Linked DNA regions of Mus musculus: all the other regions are linked to region 1. Evidence: chromatin loops called from intact Hi-C (ENCODE). Cell type or tissue: left cerebral cortex. All regions are shown on one strand. Region 1 holds the start of Kcnh1 (potassium voltage-gated channel, subfamily H (eag-related), member 1). Region 2 overlaps Hhat (hedgehog acyltransferase). Region 3 overlaps Kcnh1 (potassium voltage-gated channel, subfamily H (eag-related), member 1). Region 4 overlaps Kcnh1 (potassium voltage-gated channel, subfamily H (eag-related), member 1). Region 5 overlaps Kcnh1 (potassium voltage-gated channel, subfamily H (eag-related), member 1). Region 6 overlaps Hhat (hedgehog acyltransferase). Region 7 overlaps Kcnh1 (potassium voltage-gated channel, subfamily H (eag-related), member 1).

Region 1 (4,000 bases):
GTGTCATGGCCACAGCTGCACATCCTTCCCCTGTCATTAGGTTCAGGCTGGAGTCCCAGTGAGGCAGCTCTGCCCCAGCACTGACTCAGGGTGAGCCGAGCGAGTATCACAGGGTTTCCTGTGAGTATAACTACTGGATCCTCTGCTTATAAGCTCAATAGAGACGTGGTGTGTGTGTGTGTGTGTCTGTTTCCATCTCTGTCTGTCTCTGTCTGTGTGTATTTGTGTCTGTGCTTCAAAACAAGGTTTCTTGTGTGTCCAGGCTGGCTTCAGACATGCCATGTGTTCTATGAATGATGGGGCAGGAGCAGCCTCCTCCTGTAAGTCTCAGGAAAGAATTGGACTGTTCCTTCAGTCAGAGGAGCCAAGGACCAGCCAGATACAGGGTACCGTTGGGTGTGCTTTCAAAGACCCAAAGAACTCTCTCAATGTGATTAAAGATTGTTGATGTTTTAGTGTAGTTTTTGTGTGCCATGGGAATCACTCTCTGAAAAGGTGTATACACACATCTGCTTTGAGACCCACAGAAATGGCATACTTCATATGGGAAGCTTACTCCTGAGCTCCTTTTAACAGGTAGCCCACCAAGGCTCTCACCTCAAACGAATGACACCTGTTCCTTTTTATCTAAGCCACAGAGTAGGAGGGAAATTTTATGGTCTCTCTCTGTCAGATGCCTCTCCCCACCCCACAACCCCCATTGTTTTCACTTCCACAAACAGGTGCATGATCTTGATTGAAGGGTCTCTCTCTCTCTCTCTCTCTCTCTCTCTCTCTCTCTCTCTCTCTCTCTCTCTCACACACACACACACACACACACACACACACACAATCATGTAAAGCTACCCCTTGAGCACTTTCCATCATGCATGGCACAGCTGTAAGATCTTGCCTTATTCAAAGGAACCTACTCAAATGAAGTGGGTAGCCATCAAAATCAAGTTCTCTTTGAGTAGTTTACCTCATTTGTAATAGAACAAAGAACCACTAGACGGAGCCAGTGTTTAAGAAATCACAGCTCTAACCTGCAGGGAGCCGTTATCCAGTGGGAGAGATGCAGCTTTACCTTCAAGTCATAGCACACACCAGTCCTGCCGAGCCATCTTCTGCTGGCAGGAGCGTTGCTTGAGTTATATCCACACAGATAGATGAAAGGTGACATTTATAATGGCCCAATTAATTTAGTCACTCTGAAAATGACATTTGATTTGGCACTTATTTTTTTTTTTTTCAGACAGATTTTGTGAGTTTGAGTGTTTTGCCTGCATGTTTGTACGTGTACTATGCACATGCTTGGTGCCTGAAGAAGTCAGACTAGGGCATCAAATGGTCTGGAACTGAAATTTCAGATGGCTTTGGCCTACTGTGAACTAAACGCAGGTCTCCTGCAAGAGTGCTCTCAGGTGCTGAGCCATCTTTGCAGACCTCCCGCACAGAACTTTAAAGTCAGGATCCCCCCCCCCCCCCCCCCGTCTATTCTCCGCAGTGCTCGACCACTCAGAGAATGCCTGGAAGGAATTGGCTCTGCTTCTGAGATTAAAAAATTGAGACAGTGTGTCTTTGCGAACCATTAAGGTGTTTCCGGAGGTGAGCCCCGGCGTCACGGGCTTCAGCGGCGGGTTTATCTTTGCATTTTATTTTGAATCTTTGTCCAGTTGGAAACTAACCAGTCAAGTAGCAATGCATCCTTCTGTGGGCATTGTCTCAGTCCCCCGCCACACGCACAGCACAACGACAGGTACACATTATGTGCAGTTGGAACACCCCCTCTTCCTTCAGTGAACAAGAGGTCCAAGTCATTTCTACCTGCTGTGAAGCCGCACCTGCTTCACCTGTGCCTTGTGGATGCTTCTCCAAGCCACAGCTATGGCTGTTTAATTAAAATCTGATGTACTTTTACTTTGGGAAGCTTTCAGAAGTAGCCCTCCTCTTTGATGCTGGACAGCCAGTTCCCGTTTTTTGTTTTTTTTTTTGTTTTTTTCACCTTACACACAAATCTTAAGAGATTGTACTGTAGCTGGAAACCCCGATGTGCCAACTCATGTTTTGTTGTTTTTCTTTTTTGGTAAAATGATTGCTCTGTAAGAGAAGACGCCAAACAGGTGAAAGCCATTTATCAACTGAGGAGGCTGCAGGCACATTGATGGTAAAGACAAACCAAAACGGCTCCTGGGAGCTGAATCTGGCAGTCACTCTGTAAGTTGTTGCCCTTAGACACTTGGTTGGTTAATTCTGGGGAAGCTGGATAGACATGCAGCTCATGCTGTTTGCAGAGCCTGAAGGTTCTGACTCCGATCTGACACCGCGTAAAGAAAGAGTCTTCTTGTGACCTTTTCGGGTGTGTGTGTGTATGTGACTTTACCAATAAAGCTGCTCACCGTGCTCTGCACACCCCAGGCACACTCTGGATAACACTTCCCGCTGCACCCAGAGGGTGCCGCTCCGGTTCCAGCCTCACCCCGTGGCTCTTGGTTACGGCTGTGTCCCCGAGGGATGCGCGCACGGTAGGGGGCGCCCTGGACCGGCTGGCTCCCTCCGCCCACGGGAGGCGGCCGCGGCGCACCGAGCCCGGGGCACTCGAGCGCACACCCGGGCGGGCCGCAGCGGGGAGGTGCGGAGCGCAGCGAGGGCGGCAGCGGGAGCCAGCCGCCGCCCCTGCGCTCCGGGGCTGCGGAGCGCATGGGGCGCGTGGAGCCAGGAACGCTTGCGGGCTGCGCACCCGGCCGCCTGCTGCGGTGAGACACGGCGCCGGACGCCCCCAGAGTCCGGCAGTCGGGAGGATGACCATGGCTGGCGGCCGGCGGGGACTAGTGGCCCCGCAGAACACGTTTCTGGAGAACATCGTGCGGCGGTCCAACGGTAAGAACTGCCTTTGGATTTCTGTCGCCCAGGTGGGTTTTGATTTTTTTTTTTTTTTTTTTTTTTTCTGAGTGCGGTGATTGCAGACGCCTCCCGCCTGGTGCCAACAGATGCGGGGGCATCCCGGAGCTCCGCTCACCAGCTTCTCTTGCCTGCGGGCCTGGGAGGTGGGCAGGGCTGGAGGGGGTCTAGTGTGCCCCATCTCTGGAGGAGAGATCTCTAGCCTACGCCTTTGGGGCCTTTTCCCGCGCCCTCCCGCTGTCCTCTCCAGGAAAGCCTGGCATTTGGTGAGAAAAGTCATGCGAAAAGTGGCTGCAGGCTGGCCACCTTCAAGCACTGCGCTCCTGATGCGCACTGGCCGCCTCCCCGCGGAGGCTCCCCGGGAGTCCTGAGGAGCAGGGAGGCCAGAGGTAGCAGCAGAGCTGGGCTACTGGTCCTGGCCCTGTTCGGGTGCAGGGACGTTGCCAACTCCACCTTCCATCCCTTAAGCAGGAAAGTCTGACCAGAAGAAACCCTTTGGCAGGGCTGTCTTATGCACCCTCGCCAACCAGCTAGAGCAAATGGCTCACGAAGGTCCGATGGTTTTTCTGGACTCAGCCGGGGAAACAGAGGGAACTAAGTGGTCCCGGGTACAAATTTGGCATCTATTGTCTCTTTTAAACCCTCCCAATCTTGTCCTCCATCACAAGCCGATTCATTACCCAAGAAACCTGTGCACAAGCACGAGGTTTTTGTAGCTGGGAGGAGAGAGTCCTACTATGACTGATGGAAGGGGAATAATTTTCGACACCTTTTTACTCAGAGATTGCAGTTTCCTATGGTTTATTAGCATGAAGCCCAGAAGGCGAAAAGTCCTCAGAGTAGCGATCCAAAGGGAGCTATCCAAACCTTTCCGACCCACAGCTTGCACATACAGTCCTGGAGATGGGGAGTTGCTGCATACACCTGTTCACCAGGCTACCCAATTCTGAGATCCCCCTAGCAGACTTCTGGGCCCCTCTCCTTCCAGAAGCAGGCGACTCTCTCCGTTGGAGAGGCTGTGGGGACCTAACTCAAGAGCTGGGTTTTGCCAGTGTAAACATGGCGTGCAGCCTTGGAACTTGGGTTGATAGTGATGAGCTTCCAGCTGAATTCAGTTAGG
Region 2 (4,000 bases), 400 kb after region 1:
AGCAGGTAAGAAAAGTCAAGCCAGTGTTATAAGACAGAAGATGAGGAGTCCATATAGCCAAAATACCCAAATATTAGTTCCCCAAGAGAAGAAAAACATTTATACACAGGACAGGAGGTGGCACAGACAGGACATGCTCCACAGAAGAAAACAGGGAGCTTGTAAAAGATCTGGGCAGTGAGCACGGTGCCCTCCTCTTCCAAGCCCACACAATGAAGGTCACCTGCTTTAGGGTCTCTCTATTCCTGCAACAAAACACTATGACCAAAAAGCAAGTTGGGGAGGAAAGGGTTTGTCCAGCTTATGCTTTCATATTACTATTCATCACTGAAGGATATGGGGATAGGAACTCAACAAACAGGTCAGGAACCTGGGGACAGGGGCTGATAAAGAGGCTATGAGGGAGCCTGCTTACAGGATTGCTCTCCATGGCTTGCTCAACCTCCTTTCTTATAGAACCCAGGACCACCAGCCCAAGAATGGTACCACCCACAATGGGCTGAGCCCTACCCCATCAATCACTAATTATGAAAATGCCCTACTGGCCTGTTTATGATCCTATCTTATGGAGGCATTTTCTTAAATAATGTTCCCTCTTTCAGATAATTTTAGCTTGTGTCAAGATGACATAAAACTATCCAGCAAACACCCTCTCCCCCACCCCCGCCCAGATAAACTGTACCTGAGAAACTCTAAACCGAGGAAGTTATAGGTGCTATGAAATTTGAGAACAGAAAAAAAAATGTGCATCAAAGTATCTAGAAAGAAAACAGTGGATACAAAGAAACAAGAACAGAAGTGTCATTTCCCAACAGCAAAGGTAAAAGACACAAGACACAGAACTTCAACAACTGCCAGAGAAATTGCAACAAAACCCCATATCAGATACCAACTGTGTGAGGTAAAAGAAGACAGTTTTAAAGACACAAAAGGTCTCTTGAATGTATTTCCCAGCATTCTTCTCTAAGAAAGATACTAAAGGGTGTGTCCCAGCAAATCACCCAGTAGGGTGTGTGTGGAGTACAGCTGGAGTACAGTGGCAAGCTGTCCCTGGGCAACAGGAACAGGATGTAGCAAGGAGACAGGAAGATCAGACATCTGACAGACAGCAGGTCTAAAGGGCAGTGGTACCCACAGAAAGAGGAGATAAGAGCTTCAGGAAGGGCCATCAGAAGTCAGCTGACCATCTGACCATGGGGATTTCCATCTGAGGGAGTTTGCACTCCAACAGGAGAGTCTGGAAAGAAGTAGTGATGGCAACCTGGTCAGTCCAGCAAAGAGGATACAAGCTGAGGTGGGGAGCAGGCCAACAATGTTTCCATCCTGGCAGACTCCACTGGTAACAATGTAAACACACTGAGAGACAGGGAAATACATCTCACCCAGAAACCCACTGCCTCTATAGGTCAAAGGTAACGAATGAGTTAGTATAGATTTTTTTAAAATGGGTGTAAAAACGGGAAAACTAAGAGAATTCAAAGTTACTGTTAGGGAATGGATGTGGGAGTTGGGGGTGTGACATCTGTGATATCACACCCTCACTGAACAACACCTCTTGTCAAGTAGAGCCAGCAGACATCATGGTGGTTCCCTAAGAGTCTGTCTCCTGGTGATATGACAGCCATTCAGTTTGTACAAGTTCACACTATAAAGTTCACATCATTATAAAATATCTACATCTCCATCCTTAAGTTACATGTGACTATCTGCCTCTGTGAGCCCCAATTCACTTAGATTGATCTTTCAGATTAGTTATCTCATCCACAACTGTGTGGGCCTACAATTAAAGTTCAAGTTTTGGAGCCTTGAGAGAGAGCTTTGAGGGTCAAGTGCTTGTCATGCGAGTGAAACATTCTAAGTTTAGATCCCCAGAACCTATGTAAGAGGCTGGGCACAGCATTGCCTGTGACCTCTGCACTGGGAAAGCAGTGATAGGGCAGGGGGTTGAGCCTGACAGCAAGCCAGCCTTGCCAAACTGGTGAGCTCCTGGTTCAGGGAGAGACTCTGTCTCAAAAACTAAGGCATATACCCAGCATGGTCCTCTAGAATCCACATGCACATACACTCATATGTGCATGAGTAAATACATTCAGAAATACACCTCTCTCTCTCTCTCTCTCTCTCTCTCTCTCTCTCTCTCTCTCTCTCACACACACACACACACACATACACACAGAGAGAGAGAGAGAGAGAGAGAGAGAGAGACATCACACACAACACACACATCACACACACATCACATACATGGCTCACACACATCACTTACACACACATCACATCACACACATACTTTATAACTTGTTCAAGAGCTGGAATGTCACTTAGTCACTTAATGTGCACAAGCAGCCAAGACACGCAGAGCAGATGGTCATGTGCTTCATATGGGGTAGGAGGGACTTATCCAGGAATATCATTTGTGTCTGAAATTTAGGATGCTCCGAGGAGATCACATAGAACTGCATTCAACTTCCACAGAGTAGAGCTAAATACTTGCCTTTCCCTGTCTCCAGTCCCCTCAACTGTGAACCTCGAGTATGAACCGACCTAGAAGGGCTGAAGCAATTATTAAGTATAACACTTTGAAAGAACCCCAGTCAGTGTCCATCTTGTCTCATCTGTAATCAAAGCTGGGAGCTACAACAGCCCCAGGTATCTTGTCCCTCAGAATGACAACTCTACCCTCCAACCTCCGACACAAATAAGATATGTGAGTCCACCCTGCTAGTCTTCCTCTGACTGAACCACAGTACAGGCTCTCTGTGCAGAAGTAGAAACCATAGTATACACAGCACAGGTGTCACCCTCAGAGGAGACAAGAAGCAGTGACTTCCATTGCTGCTTTTCTGTGCTCCTGTATACTGATGAGTAAGTCTCATGACATATATGCCTTATCCTTCACCTTCCCCTCACAGGGCAAGAATGTTTTCTTATCATGGCATTGCACCAACAATGCCATTACTCCAACACCATCACTTTCAAGAGCACAGCCAGCTTGGTGAAGGCCCTGCATCTTTTATACTGTGGTCTTTTCTGTCACCCTCATAAGAGACAGTCAAGGGTCATTCTGTCATTGACTCCAACCTGCTACAGGAACAGGGCCAACAGCAGAGGAAACAAGACTCAACTTAAAGCGCGTTCTTCACTTTGTGTGGGTAGCTACAGGCACGCGGCTGCCAGCCCAGCTCATCTCAAACAAGGCCAGCAGCTGCTCGGCGTGCTTTTTTAAGCGGAGTTTATTTCTAGGTCTTTGGAGAGATGTGAGACACTTTAGAAGGATTTTATTTTAGGAGTCCTATGCTCCGTGCCTTCTCAAAGCTTTAAAATGAGCACTCAAACATGCAATACACACAGAAGCGCAGCACACACACATATAAACACATAAAAATATACTGCACTTAGTATGAGCATATTACTTAGGGAATAAGCAAAGGGCCCAACAACAGGAATCTTGGCGGCTCCAGCCCTGCTGTTTCCAGTAGATAATTTGAATTTGGAGGGTAAGAAAAGAGACTCAGCCTTAGGAAGGAAACCCAGAGAGAGCTTTCAGTGGGTATGTTACAAGAGCTTTTTTCCCCCATGAGGCACTGCTCTGCAAGTCTGTGTTTCGCTCTCAGCTAGGACAACAGTGGCAGGAGAGCAGGAGACCTGTCCTGCTGTAGCTGAGCTGGTGGGAAAAGGAGCTGAAGCCACAAGTCAGTCTTCCAGGAGAAACCAGATGCTGTCCTAAAGCCTCCCTCCAGGGCAGCCTCAGCAAAGGGAAGTCTATGGAGGCTGACATATCTGAGCTGAAGGGGAATTGTTCTCAGAGTTCTACCTGTAAACCAGAGAGGGTGAGACCTGGGCTTCGGATTGCCACTGAGAAGAAAATACATAGGCAACGGTTTGCACAGCCGTTTCCAGCTTTATTAATGATGCCATGGTGGGGAGACCACAGACGGGGCACCAACCAGTCATGCCCACCAAGGAACATGCTGTTTATAAGAATAGGCCTGCTCTAGCC
Region 3 (4,000 bases), 140 kb after region 1:
TCAGTGCCTGGAGGGCTAATGTAAGAAATCACATCTCTCATTGGCACTGTCCTTCTAGACCCAAGAACGTGTCAGTCTACAGCAGAGCAACAGAGTGTGGCATGCCCTTTACACCCCAGGGTGCTTTACCATTGCTTCTGTCTGGAGCTTGTTTTTCTTAGACCATCTCATGGCTCACACCCTGTCTCCTGTGGGCCCTTGCCTTGATGCCACGGCCTCCTAAGTGACATTGGCTGGCCACCTTCCTGCTACTTCTGTGCGTAGGTCGTGCCTGCTCTGTTAGCATACCGTCATGTAGCAGCTCTTACTTTAGAGTTTTATCCTATTATCTGTCTCTCTTAATTAAAAATTCTAGGAGGGTGAAGGTCTGGGTCAGGTTTGTCACTTGTCTGTCTCCAGTGCTTGAAGTGTGAGTGGGAACTCCATAAGCATTTGCTAAGCTTGGTGTGGTTCAGACCTCTCATCCTACCTACTTGGGGGACTGAGGCAGAAGGATTCCAAGTTGAAGGCTTCTCTGACCTGCAGAATAAGTCCAAGGCCAGCCTGGACAGCGTGGTGAGATTCCACCACAAGATAAAAAGTGAAAGGAAGCTGAGGTGTGGGGTGCAAACTGTGCCACCCTGTTCTGCCTGAAGCTCCTCCCATCCCTCCAACCTGTTTGAAGAATGAATGAATGAAATGCCATTCACAGGGCCCGGTGGAGGACACAGTTTCCTGGGGGAAGGCAGTACTTATTGTTTGAGTGCTAAGTCACTCTTGTTTGGAAAGATGCAAGTATGGAGCTTAAAACTCGCTGTTCTTAACTTCAGAGTGTGAGGGAGGGAGGGTAACAGGGAAGGCCAGTGCTGACAGAAAGCCTGGTGAGCCGGTGCCAGGCAGGCATAGTCCATTGAGATGCAGATCTTAGACCTTACCACATGAAGGTGAGGAAGCACGAGACAGAGAAGGGCAGGTGAAGGGGTCTCCAAGCAATATTGAGTAGAAGATGATAACAAAAATTATATTTATATTTCTAATTTGGCATGGCTGCCATCGTGTTCCGGAGCAGATGTGGGATTCTGGTGGAACTATCAAAACAGAAGAAACCAAAAACCAAAACAAAAAACCAGCATTTCAATAATGTGATGAGACTTTAGTGTCTATATCTACAGTAGAAAAATAATGATAGAAGAGACATTGGTGAGTCTAGTTAGATGAGAGGCCAGGGGGCTGGAGAGGTGGCTCAATGTGTAACAGAGATTGCTGCACAAACATAAGGCCCCAAGTTTGGATCCCAGCACTCACATGGAGAACACCAGGTGTGGATGGCTGCACACACCTGTAACCCAGCACAGACGAATCACTGGGGCTTCCTGGCTGCTTGTCTTGCTCCAGCTTTAGTTAGAGACCCTGTCTCAAAGGAGTAAAGCAGAGAGTGGTTGGTTGATCAGGACACCTGATTCCCTCCTCTGGCCTCAGCAGACATCACACGTGTGCATAACTCCCACCCACCCATCTACCCCCCACACACATATACACACACTCACACACACACACACACTTTCACATGCACACATACACACACTTATGCATGCATGCACACACACACACATACAAACACACACAGAGGCATACATATCTAATTAAATGAGAAGCTAGGGGCTAGAGAGATGGCTTAATGGGTAAGAGAGGAGAGCCATACAAACGAGGCTCCAAGTTCCGATCCTAGCACTCACATGAAGGACACACACACACTCACACACACACACACACACACACACACACACACACACACTCACATACACATTCACACAAGGTGAGGTAAGACAAATCTAATGAGTCATTTGTGTGGGCTGCTCATTTAAGTAAATCTTGAAAACTTGCATACCATGAGTCTGAAGCCTGCAGACTGTCCACTTCAGTCACATTCATCAGTGATATCACAGAGGAGCCACCGAGATGTCCAGAATCTGCCTCCCATCAAGGATGAACTCAGTAGCTTCTATTCCTGCTGCTCTGTTCTTCTTGACCCACCTGGGAACACCCAGCTTTTCCTAATGCCAAAATTCCATAAAGCATCCAGGAAACTACTTGCACCGTGAGATGGTTTTAGGCTGTGAGGAGCCTCTGGAGTAGCCTGGTTCTTAAGCATATGGCCCCGTCATGTTTTAATGTACTCAAAGGAAAAAGAAGTTTGGAGTGTTCCGTTTTATTTATCCCATGAACTAAGCTACAGGAAAGTAGGGATGTGGGGGAGCGAAACTAATAATACCAGGATTCCAGCTGCTAATGTGATAAAAGAGGATTTGCACAACCGCTGAGAAACAACATGCTGCTGTACAGAGACACAGCAATGCAGTTCCAGACCCTCCTTAAAGAAAGGAGGAGAAAGTATGCCCTGACCTCAGACCCTGACCTCAGACTCTTCCTGAGCATGTGCTGTGTGCTACACTTGCCGTGGTAAATTAGATTCCAAAATGGGGGCTGCTGACGCTGCTCAAACCACTTGCTTCTAACATGCATGGCAGGTGACTCCTGTATTTGGGAAGATGTACTTCCTGGTGATGTTTTGGGAACAATATCACAGGAGATCATGTGTAGTGGTAATGGACACAGAATACTGTGGACTTGAGGAGGAGTTGGGGATGGGGTCTGACTTAGGGTCATCATGGAAGTCCCTTGGTAGAGTCAGTGACAACCAGAAGGATGGTTAGATTTTTAACAGATGGCAAGTTATAGGTCAGGCCTTCTGGGCTGAGAGGCTGGTCCAAGGAGGTGCCACATGTGTCTACCTATCATGTGGCTGTTGGGAGTATAGCTAGAGGATAGCTTGGCCTCTGAGAACTGAGTGAATGTATTGTGGTGGCCACTGTGATGGAAGAGGAAGGGCCAGGGACGTGGAAGGTGGATGAGAAAGGCGGTGCAGGCACTGGTAGCTGAAAGGATGCCTGTGGTGGAGGCAGAGCCATGGGAGGTCAAAGGGAAGAGCCAAGGAGAGGCAGACTGCCTTTGGGGACTTCTGGTCTACCTAGTGTTGTTTTTGTGAGCTGTATATGAACTAGGAAAAATGAGAAGGCAGTTTTACCCTGGAAAGCATGCTTTTCTCTGAACTGGGACCCTCAGGAGGAGGTGGCATGTGGGTGGCTGCGTACATGGTGCTTGATTTCTGACTCACTCCAAAGACTCCTTTGCCTCCCAAAATAATCTCCTTCATGGCGGCTGCAGATGCTGCTCACTCCGTAAGCTAGAATCCTCAGCTAGGGTGCAGAGAGAGAGACCCCTGTGGAGCAAGATCGTACCCTACCCTATCAGCTGACTGAATCTAAGTATGAGGGCTGTGTCCACTCTTTCCGTGTGGCAGAGTCGACCACAGCAGAGGGAGGAGACTGAGAACTTCCGTGCTGATGGTGAACGTTGTTAGTGGATAAGAAACCATCACATCTGTTGCAGGTTCTATGACTGTGATGCTTGTTTATTTGTCCTGCTGTTTATTTACTTTCTAGTACTGAAAATCAAAGTTAGGCGTTCACACAAGGTGTGTGTACCACCATGCTTGGCATCTCAATGAACTTTAATTGCAATTATTTTTTCCCTAATAAGTCAAAGTAATGAAAGTGACAGAAATTAGATAAATATATGCATTTATGACAAAGTAGGTAAAAATAGAACAAAACAGCCTGTGGTTCCTGATTGCTTTCTAATATACACATATTTATTTGCTTATGTGCAATGTAGTGTGGTTATATAATTCATTGCCACATGAAATAAATATGCTACAACTTGAATATTTCATATTATATAATATGAAATATTATACAACCCTTGAAAGTTTTCTTAAAATAACTAATGGTATGGAAAGTATATATTTGTTTTTTTCATGTGTAATAATTCTACTTGTTTTGTTTATTTTTCAAGCAAGCCATAAAACACTAAATAGAAATCGCTATTCCATACACCTTGGAATGGAGTTCTGATTTTGAAGGGCTGGAGAGATGGCTGAGCAGTTAAGAGCTTTTATTGC
Region 4 (4,000 bases), 260 kb after region 1:
TCAGGCGCCAGCTCTAATTCTCTCTCCTGCTTTCACCCTTCTCCAAGGTTCCAGAAAGCTCTGCCCAGGAGACTCCTGCTGGCCCTGATCATACTCTCACTCTTCCTCCAGGGAGGGGAGGAGAGTGTTTCCACTGTGGAGTTAAGCAGACCCACTTGCACTGAGCATTTGTTGTGCTGGATTGTGGGCTGGACTTGGGTTCTGCCCATGTCTGCCCCTAGAACAAGTTCTGAGCTGAATCTGGTTAATTATGAAATGAGAAAGCTGAGTTCTTATATCTTCACCAGCCTTACATGCTAATGATCTTCCTATCCTGTTTGCTCCAGAGAGCAGAAAATCCAGACACCACAGCAAAGGGGCCCTGGAGCAGGCCTCTGAGACTCATCCTGAGTTGGCACTCTCTCCACACCTGTCCCTGCTTGACTTGCAGGCTCTGTCTCTATCCCCTATAATCCTATCCTGGCCAAGCCAAAATAAGATTCCACCTACAGCTCAACAGATTTTAAAGTACAGTTGGAAGACCGTGATTCCTTTCCTGTGACTTGGCTTAAAAAATTAAATATTTTGGAGGAAGGTTAAATTCCTAAGCCTTTTCTGGGCTCTGTTTCCACCACAACCTAAACTATATCTAGTTTTACCTGCTGTGTCCCAAACAAGTTTGCCAGGGCTTGTGTTGCTGGGTTTTAAGTGTAGCTGAGTCTCAGCTATGGACTGGCTTTTCTGACTTAGAATGGGCAATACTCAAGAGAGTCTCCCCTTGAGAAACAGCTCCATGTTCTACCCAGGACCTTAGTGTCAGGGTAGGAAAAGGCTTTCCAGCCAACTGACCCTGCAAACCTTTACTTCCCCCTGCCCTGCCTTGTGTATTGCCTGCCTCCCTATGGTTCCTGAGAGCCAAGCCCATCATCTGTGTGCCTGCTAAGGTACACTTTCCTGTCCTCTCCTCTGCCTGTGCCTTCAGTTCTGACAGAGAGTAGACTCTGCAGAGGGCCAGTCACGCAGCATCACCACCACACCCCTGGATGCTTGTTAGAAATGCTAACCTTTGCTGCCTCCCCTGACCAGGTGAGCTAGGATCTGCTGTTTAAGAAGGTCCCAGCTGATGTGTGTGCACATGAGAGATTGAGAGACAGAGGTTGACAGAAATAACTGGGATGGAGGCAGCTCCCCATGTCAGTGTTGATGGGGAGGTTGTCAAGGCTCTGAATTAGGATATCCAGAGCTGCTCACCTTGCTGCAGCCACAGAGGTGATGGTAGGCTAATGGAAAGGACCTGCAATCTAAAGCTGGGGCGTGGGTGCTAGATCTGGGCTTGCCACATACTGCTACCTCCTGACCCTGAGCCTCTGGTTCCACATATGAAAAACAGGAACACTACTGGGGAAATAAAACATATAAAAGTGTCTTGTCCAAATATCAAAGTGTGTGTGTGCATGCACACAAAGGCACACACACGTGCTTGACTGCTAAGGAGGAACTGAAACTCTGTCCTGTTTGGGTTCTTATGTAAGGGCAGAGTGCCACTCAGGTGGCATTTGATGGGGACAAGAGACCACAAATTTCCAAGGGCCGAGCCTCCAGGCAAGGCCAGACCTAGCTATCACAGTTGGATGGACAAAAGGAGGATTAACAGACAGAGGGAAGAGCAGAGACTGGAAGCTGGAGCCAGCCAGTGCTGGGTGGGGAGGCTGTGAACAGGAGGTATCCAGTTGGCAGGCAGAAACCTGAGGCAGCAGAAACAATTAGAACAGGTTGGGTGTGACCAGGGCAAAGAATTCAGGCCTGAAGCTCAGACAAAAGCTAAGAAGTAGCTCAAGTGAGCTAATACAGAAAGTTCTGGGGGATTGCAGGGTAAGAAACCCAGCCAGAGAGGATGGGCAGGTGGCCAAAATGCTTAGTTCACTCCCAGTGAATCCTTGTTATGAAGAGTGGCGTCTCTTTGGGGGGAAGGAATGACAGATCAGCCTTGAGTGGCCACCTCTGTGAAGCAACATGCTTGGGCAATGTGTTTACCAGGATTGTGTAACTAACACTACACCACAACAGTGTCTCTCAATTGGTTCTTTTATCACTGTCCCCAAGTAATATGTTTCTCTGCAACATGAAACCATCCATGTGTTAGGTACAGAACTATAACAGCTCCATGGAATGGAGGGTTTGTTTTTTTTTTTTTTTTTTTCTTTCTTGGTCTCTTAAACTGATTGGCTGTGAGCTGTTCAGAAGCTGATTAGCTGAGATATACAGAAGCCAATTAATTGGCTGTGAGGTGTACAGAAGCTGATTGGCTGTGAGGTATGCAGAAGCTGATTGGCTGAGATGTGCAGAAGCTGATTGGCTGTGAGATGTGCAGAAGCTGACTAATTGGCTGTGAGATGTACAGAAGCTGATGATTGGCTGTGAGATGTGCAGAAGCTGATTGGCTGTGAGCAGAAGCTGACTGATTGGCTGTGAGATGTACAGTTGTTTTTTGATGACTCATGCTAGGCATAAAGATGTGTCCATGGCATAAGAGAGCTCAGAAATGTCCCTTCCACTCCCAGCCATCCTCTCATGAGATTCTTCAGGCATTTGGGACATGGGAGCATGTGGTGATCAGGTTCCTCTTGGCTTCCTGTACCTCCCACATGATACTCACCTCAAGACCTAGCTTCACATGCTCAAAGCTGTGCCCCTCAATAGTGAAAATGAAGCCACACAATGAGCAGAAGCCAAAGCACAGGTTGTGGGGCCTGACACAGCCCCCTACCAAGTGCACACACTGAGTGTGAAGCTGACTGCTCTCTGGTCCCTGATCAAGGAGTGTCTCAGCAATGAATAAGATGCATGGCTCTGCCCCCTACCCTGTCCCTTGCTTCTCCAGCTTTCTCTTTGATACTCAGGGAAGCCTTTCACACTTCCTTAACATCTCTGCTATCCATCTATTGCTGATCCAGGAGACCCCCCAATGCTATGCAGAGTCCATAGGCACCCTTTCTTTGTACCCTTCTTCAGAAAACCCCAGTGTGTCCTCTGCCTCGGACCTGGAAGGGTCATGTGATTCATAGTCTACAATACGAAACTCTAGCTTGCTGCCATCCCAAGAAAGGAGAAGAGTATAAGGACTGGTCTCCAAGTGCACACATATGGTTCAGAGGGCTGTATTTGAAGGCACAAGTTGCTGTGGGACCATTCAGACACTTGACCCTGACCCTTGACCACACCTCCAGAGCCTGAGTTTCTTCATACTAAAGGAGAGAAACCACATCCCTGCCTCCCTGTTGAAGCTGTGAAGAGGGTTAAGTAAGAACTCAAAGGAGGAGCACACGTTGTTAAAACTGCCTTAGCAAAAAGTACATCCCTAGCCTTGCCTCAGAGTGCAGTGAGCCAGGGCATGTGTGTGCACCCCAATAGGTGCAATTTGAATGGAACAAAAAGGCATGGAGGAGGGAGCCCCTGGAGTTGGGCACCATGATAGCCCTAAAGGCCTTGGTTTCTGCACTGTGTTCAGCAGCAATAGCATTGATTAGACCCCGGGGTATTATATTTGTGAGGGACTAGCACACCCAGCTCCTCCCTGTGTGTCTCTGCTGGGTCCCCCTCCCCGTTCATTTGCCAACTCTCTCCCAGTGTTGGATTCTCTCCCAGAAGCTGGCTTCTGGCTGCATGGTCACCATGGTTTTCCTTCTGAGTCCTGCTTCTGTTCCCAGGGTCTGCCTTGAAAATCCTAGAATTGACAGCTGCAGAGGAACAAGCACCTGAGTGCTTGCCCAGACATCCAGCTCTGCTTGGAGGGAGGAGGGTGGTGTGTAGAAACGCCCCAGAGGAGGTGAGACATTTACCTGGGCGTGTTTCCTGAACAGAAGGAAGATGGGGAGACCCTTGCTAATGCATGCCCCTGCTTGCTATCTCCTTATCCCAGACTTACGGCTTTCCAATCTGGTGACCACATCTTCTCAGTTGTCATGCATGGACTTTTTAGCTACTTTTAGGAACAAGAGGCCATCTGGAAACATAGTTTGGG
Region 5 (4,000 bases), 230 kb after region 1:
TGCAGATGCATCCTCATTGAACCATGCAAACTGGCTTTATTGCTCTCAGTCTCTAAGTGAGACAGTTGAAGTTCAGAGAGTCAAGTGTTTGAGGCCCACGGGGTCCCATCCCAGCAACCTCAAGACCTTCTGCTCCCACCAGACTTGTGAAGTCCTATTTCAGTATCCCTCTGTGTTCAGCCTCTCTATTCCTGCCCAGCTTTAAAATTGAAATACTGATGATTAATGAGATAAGTGGGGTTGGGATGCTGCAGGTACTGCTGCAGATTGTGGAGGTATGTTTTATGTTCAGTGCATGGTTGATTTCCCAGAAAAGTGAGATGGGTGGTACGAAGTTAAAGTGATGTTAGAATGAAGAGGCTGACTGCATATGAAGTTACTGCGATGTTAGAATGAAGAAGAGGCTGACTATGTGTGAAGTTACTGTGATAGAATGAAGAAGAGGCTGACTATGTGTGAAGTTACTGCGATGTTAGAATGAAGAAGAGGCTGACTATGTGTGAAGTTACTGTGATGTTAGAATGAAGAAGAGGCTGACTATGTGTGAAGTTACTGTGATGTTAGAATGAAGAAGAGGCTGACTATGTGTGAAGTTACTGCGATGTTAGAATGAAGAAGAGGCTGACTATGTGTGAAGTTACTGTGATGTTAGAATGAAGAAGAGGTTGACTATGTGTGAAGTTAATGTGATGTTAGAATGAAGAAGAGGCTGACTATGTAGAGATGGATGAAACTTTTAAAACCTAATTTTGCTCCTGTCTGATTTTGGAGTACCCAAAGCATGGCTTCCTTCTTGTTCCTGGGGCACTTTGTCAACTTGCCCTCTTGGCTATACTGTGCTCAGGGTAACCCAAGGATGATGTATACTCCTTCAGCATTTGCTGGAAAATGGTAAGGGAAGCCTGTTGAGTCTGGGTTGGAGCTGAAGTGTATCTGGTCTGCTGGGTACCATGGTGCCTACAGAGCCCAACAGCCTAGTCCTGGCTTCTCCTCACTCCCTCCTCTCAGAGACCTGAGGTTGTGGGCCAAACACAGGAACAGTGAAGACATTGTTGTAAAGTATCTGAAGGAAAGGGGTTCTTATCTCTGCCTTTAAATTCACCAGTGAGGACATTGGGCTAGCCAGGATTCTTGCACAGCTAAGATTAACCACTGACCAATCCTTTGAATTTGGATTAGATGTAACCCTTTGGAGTCAGGCATCTTGTACCAACTTCCCCACAGATTATTTAAGCTTTTGAAAAAAATCCATCCTGAGGCCCAGCACTATCTCTCGTGTGCTCACGATAAGGGATTTTTAATGCCCCACCATAGACACCAGTACGATAGACTTGGGCATGGAAGGATGATAGCCTGAAGCGAGATGAGAAGGACAAACAACCCCTTCTCCCTTCCTCCCCTGCACACCGGCCTTCTTACGAGGCAGCGACTTCATAACCTTGTTGATTTGACTAGTTACTGCTTCTCCAAATCTAGCCCTCTGGGCATCCAGCCTGCTCCAGTTAGCGCATAGTTAGACTTCAAATATAGCTCAGCAGCTTTGGATTAAACGTGTTGGTTGCTCTCAAGATGTCCAGACTAGAAAAAGTCTCCTCTGTGCTTCCAAGAGCCAGATTGAGCCCCCAAAGTAGGTCCAGGCTCGATATCCTACGTTAACTTGCCAAGAGACTCTTAGTCTATAAAAGGACTTGACAAGTTCTTTGAGCCAACCTGTCCTTTAGGCCATGAGGCATACAACATTCCAAGCTGTTTGTTCCCTGGAAACACCCACCTGGATCTTTTTAAAATTCCTTTCTCCTTAGAATCACTTTTGTTCAATGAACTGCAATCAGTTTCTTCCTGAAGGGTTTGAGCATCACATGGGACTGAGAACTAGACCTTCATTGTCCTCCGATGCCCTTTAGCGCAGTCTCACCCAGTGCTGTTGAGCAGATGCTGTCAGGAGTGGGTTGCTGTGGTAGACCAAATCTTATCCCAGCCCTCAAGAGCTGCCTGTGGAGCACGTGACTCTAGACAGCTTCCCCTATGCACATCGAGGGCTACAGAGCATGAGTAGCTATCGAGCAGTGCTGTGTGCCCAGTGCTCCGGTAATGAAGGGAAATATACCAGTGTTCATGCCAGAGGCTACAGAGAAAATGCTGGGACACAGCTGCCCATGCCGTCAGACTCCAATCTTACCAGTTCAGTCACTTATAACCTGCTAGCGTGGTTCCTCCCTCCAATTCGATTATCCCACCCCCATTCTCTGTTTAATTTAAGTGCAGACTCCAAGAATGAGAAGGGACAGTGATCAGAACTGAGTGGGCTTAGCATGTGCCCAAAATAGAATCCCTCCCCTCCCCACTTGCTAAAACCTTATAGACTTTTGGTGACAGCAGCCACAATATAAAATGCTAATTACATTGCTAACTGATGAGCGTACATGTAAAACCCAGCATTTGTCCTGTTGAAGGAAATGCAGTCTGGTGGTTCTATTAGAGTCTGTTGCCTTTCATTTAAAAAAAAATGAATATAGTAACCTAATAAATTGGTTTATGGAGCTGATCAAAGGTTGCATTTAGAAAGTGTGCCTCCCCCAAGCCATGGCAGCCACTCTCTGATAGAAAGCACACTGTTCCCCAAAGACAAAGATCATGGCGGCACTCCCTTCTGACTTCCTTCTGGAATTCTTTTAGAAACCTCTTACCAGCTTCTCAGATGTAGTCTTTGTCCTTTTTACATGTGGGGTTCTTTTTTTTTTTTTTTTTTTTTGCTTTATCATGATATTTATTTTTAATTAAACCAACCCCTTCTTCTTCTTACTTCTACTCTTCCCATGCCTAACATCCCCATCCCAGCACAGGGCAGTTCAGTCCCATCCCCATAGCCTCACTGCGTGTCCTCATAGGATGGCATGTAGGTCCTCAGGTTACTGCTTGCTCTGAGATGCCTTCGTGCATTTGCTGAGTTGGAAGGCCACTTTGCCTTTGCCTGGATAAGGTGCTCCTTTGGGCCATTGTTCTAGGTTGGATATTTAGCAGCATCTGCTGTCATCGAGGATCATGGTGGTGTTTTCTTCAGGGGACAGAATAAGCCTTGTCTTAGAGAACCATTGTGCTGAACTGAGACAGATGCTTAGTGACAATGTGCACAGGGGGCTCACTCTGTCCCTCTCTTGAAGCAAGCAGGCAGATAAATGCTCACAGAGAAGGCAGAGCCTTCTGAGAGCTTGGAAGGCCCCAAGAAGTGTGGTAGGCTGAGCATTGGGGTAGAAAAGCAGCAGGGTTTCTAGGGGTACTGGAGGGAGTGTGAGTGTGAGTGGCAGGCTCAGGCCAGTGTGAGTGGAACTGTCCATGCCTGTTCCGTCAGCTCAGTGTGCACGGGGCTTTGCCAGCCTGTTGCACTGTGATATCAAGAGCACTAAAGCCTTGATTGTCATTTCATGTATGGTTGGACATCGCCAACCTTAGCTATGGAGTAGGAGAGGTGAGGCACATAGAAAAGGAAACGAGACAGGAACCCATAAGCAGGGGCCTTTTATGAACTTCACTTCAGCCATATGATGTTGTTAATTTTTGACATTTGTTTGGAGCCATTGATCAGCAGGGGACCCTTCCCAGTGATTGACAGACCAAGCCATGAGGTCTTTGCCTTGGTGGTGGCTGGAAAGATGGAATCAGATGAGGTCAGGAATGGGTCAGCTGTGAGGAGGGGACTTGTGTGGTGGGTCATCCAAGCCAGCACGTGAACTGGAACCCAGAGCTGCAGTGATAGTGGTGAAATGCAGCAAGGCTGGTGTGGACGTCACTGTGTCATCATGAGAAATGGGGCACTAGCAAGTGAAGTATGATGTCATGAGAGCTGTGATCCAAAAGCACTGAAGAGTGGGGCTGAGGGACATGTGAGGTCGCCGTGGCTCATGACAGACAAAGAGCGCTGAGGTACAGTTAGAACAAATGGAGAAGGCCCACAAGGAACATTTGAATTACATAGAAACAGTGAATGACTATTAACGTGAAT
Region 6 (4,000 bases), 520 kb after region 1:
TGAACCCAAGGCTACCAGCCCAGGGATGGTCCCACCCACAATGGATTGGGCCCTCCCACTTTGATCACTAATTGAGAAAATGTCTTACAGCTGGATCTCATGGAGGCATTTCCTCAAGAGAGGCTCCTTTCTCTGTGATAACTCCAGCTTGTGTCAAGTTGACACACAAACCAGCCAGTACAACTGTCATTTTTTAAATTTTAATTAAAAGAAAAGATCTCACAAAATAACAGGACACACACCCAGCCAAGCAAGCCTCTGGGAGATAATGTGGGACAAGAAGAGAGTTGTGCACACAGCCAAGTATGCTGAGACTCTGAAAAGTAAATTTTCAACTGAAGCTTTGCCCAGGAGAGGTGATGTGCAAAATCTATGGCAAAAGAACTGAAAATGTGCAAAATGAACGGATTCTATTGTGTATCCTTCACGGAAGCAAGACTTCTTCCACAAAGGGAAATATCTTCCCAGCATAGCTGATAACTTCAGACATCCCATTTCAATTCTGCTTAAAGGGAAGATTTGCCTATTTCATATGTCTAAGAAATTATCTGTAATCCAGGTCTCTAGGGCTCAAGCAACAAAAACCATGACGTCCTGAGGGCTGTTGGGGGAAGGGGAGATGGTAGCAGGGACTAGCTGGTGTTAGGTGGAAACCAATACCCCTTCCAATGACATGTCAGGAGGGCATCTCTTCTGATCTGCAAGCGTGCACTATGAAATTACCCTCTCACCACATGGAATAGCCATAGCTGACCAGCCAAGCTACTCGGTAGTAAATTCCAGAGAACCTTTATGTTCACACTGCAGTAATCTTAAATAACCTTAAGATTCTAATCCAAAGAGAGAATGTATATAAAAAATAAATTCAGCCATATCTTAACAAGCCTTTAAGTGTTCAACATTTCAAAAGGACGGAAGAGGAAAGGGGCCTGTGCTGTCTGCCGAACATTTGTGTCCTCGTTTTTTTTTTTTTTTTTTCAAAACAACTATCAAGTGTCTCCCTTCTCAAGATGTCACAGAGTTAGCAAGAGCAAGTGGATGTCTTTGAGGCATTCCACTCTGATGGGCACACAGATAGCACAACCCTGAGCCACCAAACCCTGGACAGTTCGCCCATAGGAGACAGGTGTGTCTCCGCTCCACCCACACCAGTGCACAGGTAAGGCCTTGAAAGAGGTGCCAGTACACCCCAGGCATTTTGCTTCCTCTGTCACTAAGAACTGGACTCCCTCTTGTCCACCCTTAAACACTCTGCCAAAGCTCCTTTCTCACAATGCCCCCTCCTGTCTTGAATGCCTGGATCTATCATGCATTCACTATGAGACACTGTTCAATAACAACCTCAAGAAACGGGTTTTTGGAGCTCTTCTCAAGAAAAGCCAGACGCTGCCTCCTTTGCTCCCCTTGATCTCAGGCTATGCCAAACCGAATGGTTCCAGTTGGCCATTCTGTGCCTTCCTAAAAGAGTGGAGTTCAGAAGAAAACAGGCATGTCTTCTGGAGATACTATTGGAGTACTGTGGACAAATGTCAGGGTCCCCAATTAGAAATAAAGGGACTGGGAAGCTCTCACTGCTAACACCAGTGACTGCCACGTCTGCAATCTCTACGTAAAAGCGTGTCCTGCTTGAAATCTATAAACTTGAGAAAATTGAAATACAGATTTTCACTAGAGAATTGTTGATTTTACTGGGGAATTTCGTGAAAAGGAGTCTAAAATCCCAACATGAGGACATTTGGGTACAACTTGAAAGCTGGGATGAGAATGGATATTCTCCTCTCTCTCTCTCTCTCTCTCTCTCTCTCTCCTTCTCTCCCCTCCTACCCCCTCTCTCTCCCTCTCCCTCTCTCTGTCACACACACACACACACACACATACATGTCCACATCATATGCATACACACACACGTACAGGCATATACACATATATATGCATGCATATATACTCATACACACATGTACACTCACACATGCATGCATATACTCATACATAACACCCATATACATACACTTATACACACACCACCACCACCACCACATCAATATACTTTGTCGACTTCTAAGGAGAGGCCAAATATTAAGCTAATAAAATTTTATCTTGATTGCTAGAATTTTTCATCTAAAGACTAGTGAGCTTCTACTGCCACCTCCTGGCCATTTCTGGTATGTGCTCCCTGAACCTCTAATTCAGATACTCGTGCCCCCTCTGTCCCTTCCTGTCCCTTTTCTCTCTCCCTCTTCCCTCTCTCCCTCTTCCTCTCTCTCCCTCTTCCTCTCTCTATACCTCCTCCCCTTTCCTTCTCTCTTCCTCTCTCTACCAGGAAAGGGCTGAGATAAATGTTATATCACCTTCCAGATGCAGCTGTGCTACCTGAATGGGGCTGCGTGTCCAGGAATTGGCGCACATTGATGCTGCCCTCCAGCCAGGAGCCTAGCACTGCTCTGGTGGTCCGTGTACTGACATACAGGGCTGTGCAGGTCCATAGAGATTGCAGACATGGCCGTCTTTGGAGGCACCAACTGGTACTTCCTTAATTTTTATTTTATCTTATTTATTTTTCTGTGTATGGTGGTTGGCTGTGTGTATGTATGTATTCCACATGTGTGCCTGGTACCTGTGGAAGCCAGAAGAGGACATTGGCCTCCTGGAACTGGAGTTACAGATGATTATGAGCCACCCTGTGAGTGCCAGGAATCAAACCTATGTCTTGTTCATTTATAACTAAACACCAATGTGTTTAGTTATAAATCAGTGGTTCTTCCAAGATAACAATTTGCAATCACAAGGTTATAACTAAAAGTCACATGTTCAGACCCCAAACATGCTTGTAAACACATGGTGTGTGTGTGTGTGTATGTGTGTGTGTGTGTGTGTGTGTGTGTGTGTGTGTGTGTGTGTGTGGCGTGTACCCGTGCACATGTAGGGGCACACAAGCTAACACGTGCATACCTAAAGGTCAGAGGAGGACATCCAGTGTACCCCTGAGACAGGGTCTCTCACTGAACCGGGAGCTCACCACATCTTTTGTTAGAGTGACTGGCTAACAAGCCCCAGCAATCCTCGGGACTCTGCATGCTTCTCCCCACAGTGCCAGGGTGAAGGTACAGGGAACCTCATGGGGCTTTTTATATATGATGGAGATCCGAGTTCAGGGCCTGGTGCTTACACTATCAGCAGCTGGGCCATCCCCAGTCCTGGAAAAGCTGCTTATAACAACAGGGGTGTGTGCCTGACCAAGTGCACTGCTCACACTTAACAAGCACCTGTAGAGTCAACCGGCTCACTCCTGTTGGAGGTGCTGGGCTGCTGTGGTGAAGAAGACCAAGGAAGTTCCTCCCATTTGCAGCTTATCTGTGTGGTGTGGGGCAGAGAAAGCAAGGAAGTTTCAGGTCAGACAAGCCCTGTGCTGAGAACCTGGAGGGTGCGGGAACATAGGGAGGCCGTTTCTGTTCGGGTCACAAGGAAAGCGTCTATGGGGGAGTGACATTTAAATTCAATGGGAGTGATGAGAGGTCAGACAGGAAAGGGTGTTCCACCTGGAAGGAACAGCTAATGAAAACACCCAGGTGAGGCCACACCAGCTGTGTTTAAAGATGTGCCCAGCGTGGGAACCACGGAGGCAAGGAGAGAGGCTGAAGGACAGACAAACAGACATGACAGAGACCAAAGGACATGGCACCGGGTTTAGGAAGTGTGGTCTGCTTGAGAAGCAAAGGGATGCTGAAGCTGCCTGGATGTCGGGAACAGGCCTGGCTGTTGGGAACATGAGGCCACACCTTTCTACAACAGAAAGGTGGAAGTCCCAATCAGTGCATTCCTCACAGACGGTTTTAACTCGACATGTTTCCATAAACAGACATGCGTTTGAAAGACTTCAACATAACTTATCTCTAAGAAGGGAAAGGCCCCTCCCATCTGAGCACACACAGTGTAAGTGACAGGTTCATAACCTGCAGTCACAGCTAATGGGGTCTCTGCAGGGCTCTCACGGATCCCCGGG
Region 7 (4,000 bases), 77 kb after region 1:
GAAACTCAAAATGGCCAAGCTCAAAGGAAAGAAAAATAGAAGGACAGTTTCCACAGGCTTCAGGAAGGGAGGACAGAAGACTTATGGTCTCAGTTACAGGGTATCCTGGGGATCTGCCATAGCTGTGCCCATAGCTGACTATACTGAATTATACACTTAAAGTTTCCATAGAAGATGGAGCCGGGGATGCAGTTGTAAGAATGAGCAGGAGCGCTGTGAATAGATCCCGAGTCATGTTTGTTTGGTGACAGAGGTAGTGGCCCTTGGTGACAGATTAGTTCTCATGAAGGGAGATCTGAGCTGCTTGTCTCTGTGGTCCAAGGGCTGGAGAGAGTAGAGAGAAACAGAGTGTTTCAAGAAGGGAGAAGTGTGTGGGCGGGGCGATGGCCAGCAGATAGTGCTTGCTGTGCAAGAGTGAGGCAGAGTTCAGATCCCCTGAACCGATGTAAAAGCCGGGAAGGCATGGTGGTTGCCTGTAATGCCAGCACTCTGGAGGCAGAGACAGATGATCCCTGGGGCTACAGCTAGCTAACTTGTGAGCTCTGGGCTAGTCTGAGAGACTCTGCCTCAAATGTGTAGAGAAATTGAGGAAGATACTCAAGGCAAACTCCACATGCATGTATATCTTTGTCACCCATCCTGCACACTTGAACATACACACACACACACACACACACACACACACACAGAGAGAGAGAGAGAGAGAGAGAGAGAGAGAGAGAGAATGAGAGAGTCTAATTTAGCCTCATGGCAATTGCTGATGACCTTGGCAGTCTCTAGAGACTGAAGGCAGTGATCAGATAAGATATGAGGCTGGTACTTGAGAGCAAAAAGTGAAGGCACTGACTCCTCTTCAAAGAGTCTGGCTACAAAGGGAAGCAGCCAAAAAAAAAAAAAAAAAAAAAAAAAAAGGAAGTTGACTTGTGTCTGAGATGTGATGGAAAGAACTTGTGTCCACAGAAAGGTTAAGGGGAAGGATGGGGAAGCATCATGGGAAGGCATGGGGGTGAGACACCGGAGCAGGTAGGAGAAGATGAGGCTCAGAGCAGGTGGAGGGGTTAGCCTTTGATAGGGAGGATGCCCTCTACTGAAGCAGGAGGAGGGGTGAGTGTAGGGCCAGTGTATAGACTTGTGACTGCTGAAAGATGCAGAGTCTCTTGGTTCAGCTTTAGCTGAAACCATGAGCCAAGATTGACAGCTAAGCTAAAAGGCTAAAAGGCTGAGCATAGGAAATCACAGCCTCTTACCCATCTGAGCAAAACCACTCAGTACGATGTCATTTTCTTGACTCCCTTCTATGTGGGTTGATGACTCTTAAGGGGGACACAGACTCAGGCCAACCTAGCTGGTTTGGTGACTTGATGGTTGGTTTTAACTGTTAATTTGCCACAACCTATAATCACTTGGGGGAAAAAAAACTTTCAAATGAAGAATAATCTATGTCAGGATGGCCTGTGGGGGTGTCTATGGGAGATTGTTCATTGGTATAGGAAGCCCCATTTCACCGTGGGTTCCTAGGCAGAGGGGCATTGTATAGGAGCAGACAAAGCTGGAAGAGAGCCAGCAGGGCAGCGTGGATGTATTTGCTTCTGTTCTTGACTGTGGATAGAGAGTGAGCTGCTGCCACCTTGACCTCTCTACTGCAATGGCCCATGGCCTGGCAGTGTCACCTCATGAAGTCTTTTATTCCTGATGTTGCTTTTGGTCACAGTGTGTTTTTAATTATACCAATAGAAATGCAGCTAGGACCAGGACCTTAATGAGATGTTCTGGAGAAGGTCAACCCTGGGAGGGGAGATGGTACCTTCAACTGGGAGCCTGGGTTTCTTAGGAGAGTTGACACACAATAGAAGAAGAAATATTGAATCTGAAAACCGGATTTGTGGTCAGGTGTCCTTCCTGTAGACTGCAGTAAGGCTAAGAGCAAACCTTTCACCTTTGTGATCTACTTCCCAGCCTGGGTGTGAGTGACATGCCTTCTCATGTCCTGGGGCTTCCGGATGATGAACGTGTGTGTCACTGTTGCACGAGGTGTCTAGAGCAGAGTGTGACTTGCACACGCAGAGCTGGCAGCCTGCCGCCCACATCTCCTTTCTTTCCTCAGCCCTGCTGTGATGTAGGGTGAGTCATTTTCCCCTCCATTGCATTGAGCCTCTGCCTCCCCATTCCTATCACTCTCATAGGCAGACTGTGGGGGTTTAAAAAGTGCAGCAGAGAACTCCAGGATGAAGAACACTAGAGGAATGTGATGGATGGGCCCATCTGGCTTTCTGAGCACTGTCTTCTTTTGGGCGGGAGCTTACCCAGCCCTGTCCATGTAGGACAGTTGAGAGCACCTAGGACCTGCCTTGCTTGGATGTCCTGCAGAGAGGATGGAGAGAGCATGAGCCAGTGATACTACACTAGGAGAAATGGCATCTGCCTTAGAGGACCTCATCCTGGCTGAGGGAGTCATTGGACCAAGCTTGTGAACAGTACTGAGCATGGAGCCAGGACATGCACTTAGATACAAGCCTACCCTTAGGAAGTGGGTTGTGTAGTTTAATGTCAATTTGACACAAGCTAGAGTCATCTGAGAGGAGCGTACCTCTCAATTGAGAAACCATCTTTATAACATCCAGCTATAAGTAGGTACGAAGGACATATTTTCTTAATTAGTGATTAATGAGGGATGGCCCAGCCCATTGTGAGTGATGCCATCCTTGGGATGGTAGCCCTGGGTTCTATAAGAAAGCAGGGTGAGCAAGCCATGAGGAACAAGCCAGTAAGCAGCACCCCTCCATGGCTTCTCATCAGCTCCTGCCTTCAGGTTCCTGTCCCAACTTCCTTTGATGAAGAACAGTGATATGGAAGTATAAGCCAAAAAGCCATTTCCTCCCCAAGTTGCTTTGCTCATGGTGTTTCATCACAGCACTAGACACCCTAATCGGGTTAGGAAGTATGGTAGAAAGGCCGCTAGCTCTCTGCCCCCCTAATCTTGACTCATACAGACTGACCACAGGAAGATACTAGAAACACCTGCCCATACTGCTGAGGGCAGAGAAGTTGGTAGGAGCACTGTGTTATGGTTCTAGGACTTGCAGACCAGCTCATTCTAGATGAGCATCTTGCTCTCCATACTGGGACAAGCTTGTAGAAAGCACTGAGTGTGGAACTAGAGCCAGGCAAGGTCTACATACCCGCTCTAACTCTGAGCCCAGAAGATGCATGTTGTGTGTGTGCGTATGTGTGTGTGTGTGTGTGTGTGTGCATGTGTGTACGCACATGCGCGTGTGTCATGTGTGCGTGTGTGCGTGTATGTGTGTGTGAAGGTCAAAGGTCAACCTCAGTTGTCATTCCTAAAGTACTGTTGTCCCGTCCCCCCCCCATTGGCTTTCATTGGCTTGGCTCTGAGCAGGCAAGGCTGGCTAGGCAGCAAGCTTCAGAGATCTTTTTGTCTTTCCTCTCCAGTGTTGGGATTACATGAATGAATCACCAGGTTTGACTTCTCTGTGAGGGTTTTGGACTCTGAATTTAGGTCCTCATGCTTGCGCAGGTAGCACATTGGAGACTTACTTATCTCCCCAGCTCCCCTAAGCCCCAGAGACAGAGAATGACATACTGAAGGACCCGCATGAGGCGAGGCTTCGATGGGTCAAAGCTGTTACTGTACTTCCTGCCGGGAATCCATTGCCATGTTCACCTCCTGGGGAGGAAGGTGATCAATCTCGTGGAGTTTTCTGATCAATATGAATAATCAGTCACTTGTCGCTGTAGTTACTATAAATGGCGATTGTAGCCAGATAGCTTACTGGATGTAAAATGGTCTCTTGGTCAGGAAATTTTCTTAAGGGTATTGATTTTCTGTAAATAAAGTGCTTGCTCTACAGAATTCCATGTTATTTCTGCTTTTCACAATGTCATGATGATGTTAAGAGTTCACAGCAGAGTGACATACGCAAGAGCCTAAGTCGGATGCTTGGATCTGTCTCAAGCAATCCTTCATAGCTTTCTCCACAGG

The links. Peaks named below come from ENCODE experiments on the same cell type or tissue, not always from the same donor. Only the 100,000 strongest peaks of a DNase experiment are listed, where the experiment ranks them.
Region 2: it touches region 1 in a loop (5-fold over the local background); 28 of 42 quality-filtered maps call a loop at or near these places.
Region 3: it touches region 1 in a loop (3-fold over the local background); 5 of 42 quality-filtered maps call a loop at or near these places.
Region 4: a loop joins it to region 1, with 4 times the contacts of the local background. A loop is called at or near these places in 4 of 42 quality-filtered maps.
Region 5: it touches region 1 in a loop (3-fold over the local background); 4 of 42 quality-filtered maps call a loop at or near these places.
Region 6: a loop joins it to region 1, with 10 times the contacts of the local background. A loop is called at or near these places in 40 of 42 quality-filtered maps.
Region 7: a loop joins it to region 1, with 2.5 times the contacts of the local background. A loop is called at or near these places in 2 of 42 quality-filtered maps.

What each region holds. Positions count from the first base shown.
Region 1 is chr1:192,188,228-192,192,227 of GRCm38, forward strand. Kcnh1 (potassium voltage-gated channel, subfamily H (eag-related), member 1) reads left to right here and starts at 2,550. Exons shown (of 11, transcript NM_001038607.2): 1 at 2,550-2,859. The coding sequence starts at 2,781. In left cerebral cortex, CTCF peaks have their summits at 1,001 and 2,453; DNase peaks (open chromatin) are centred at 1,024, 2,485, 3,025, 3,263 and 1 more place; H3K4me3 peaks cover 1,852 bases; H3K27ac peaks cover 1,408 bases.
Region 2 is chr1:192,584,422-192,588,421 of GRCm38, forward strand. All of the region lies in intron 10 of Hhat (hedgehog acyltransferase), which reads right to left. Among named protein-coding and RNA genes, the nearest start is that of Gm31011, 70 kb to the left of the region's middle. In left cerebral cortex, no CTCF peak of the experiment used is centred here; DNase peaks (open chromatin) are centred at 2,387 and 3,216; H3K27ac peaks cover 2,405 bases.
Region 3 is chr1:192,333,085-192,337,084 of GRCm38, forward strand. All of the region lies in intron 6 of Kcnh1 (potassium voltage-gated channel, subfamily H (eag-related), member 1), which reads left to right. Among named protein-coding and RNA genes, the nearest start is that of Kcnh1, 140 kb to the left of the region's middle. In left cerebral cortex, no CTCF peak of the experiment used is centred here; DNase peaks (open chromatin) are centred at 1,866 and 3,128; H3K27ac peaks cover 2,020 bases.
Region 4 is chr1:192,448,296-192,452,295 of GRCm38, forward strand. The region is part of intron 10 of Kcnh1 (potassium voltage-gated channel, subfamily H (eag-related), member 1); the gene reads left to right. Among named protein-coding and RNA genes, the nearest start is that of Gm31011, 66 kb to the right of the region's middle. In left cerebral cortex, no CTCF peak of the experiment used is centred here; DNase peaks (open chromatin) are centred at 430, 1,640, 2,481, 3,673 and 1 more place; H3K27ac peaks cover 3,699 bases.
Region 5 is chr1:192,419,971-192,423,970 of GRCm38, forward strand. The region is part of intron 9 of Kcnh1 (potassium voltage-gated channel, subfamily H (eag-related), member 1); the gene reads left to right. Among named protein-coding and RNA genes, the nearest start is that of Gm31011, 94 kb to the right of the region's middle. In left cerebral cortex, no CTCF peak of the experiment used is centred here; DNase peaks (open chromatin) are centred at 1,610 and 1,917; H3K27ac peaks cover 1,541 bases.
Region 6 is chr1:192,710,001-192,714,000 of GRCm38, forward strand. The region is part of intron 7 of Hhat (hedgehog acyltransferase); the gene reads right to left. Among named protein-coding and RNA genes, the nearest start is that of Gm22265, 34 kb to the right of the region's middle. In left cerebral cortex, a CTCF peak has its summit at 2,155 (motif pointing left); a DNase peak (open chromatin) is centred at 2,152.
Region 7 is chr1:192,265,018-192,269,017 of GRCm38, forward strand. All of the region lies in intron 5 of Kcnh1 (potassium voltage-gated channel, subfamily H (eag-related), member 1), which reads left to right. Among named protein-coding and RNA genes, the nearest start is that of Kcnh1, 76 kb to the left of the region's middle. In left cerebral cortex, no CTCF peak of the experiment used is centred here; a DNase peak (open chromatin) is centred at 2,114; H3K27ac peaks cover 1,969 bases.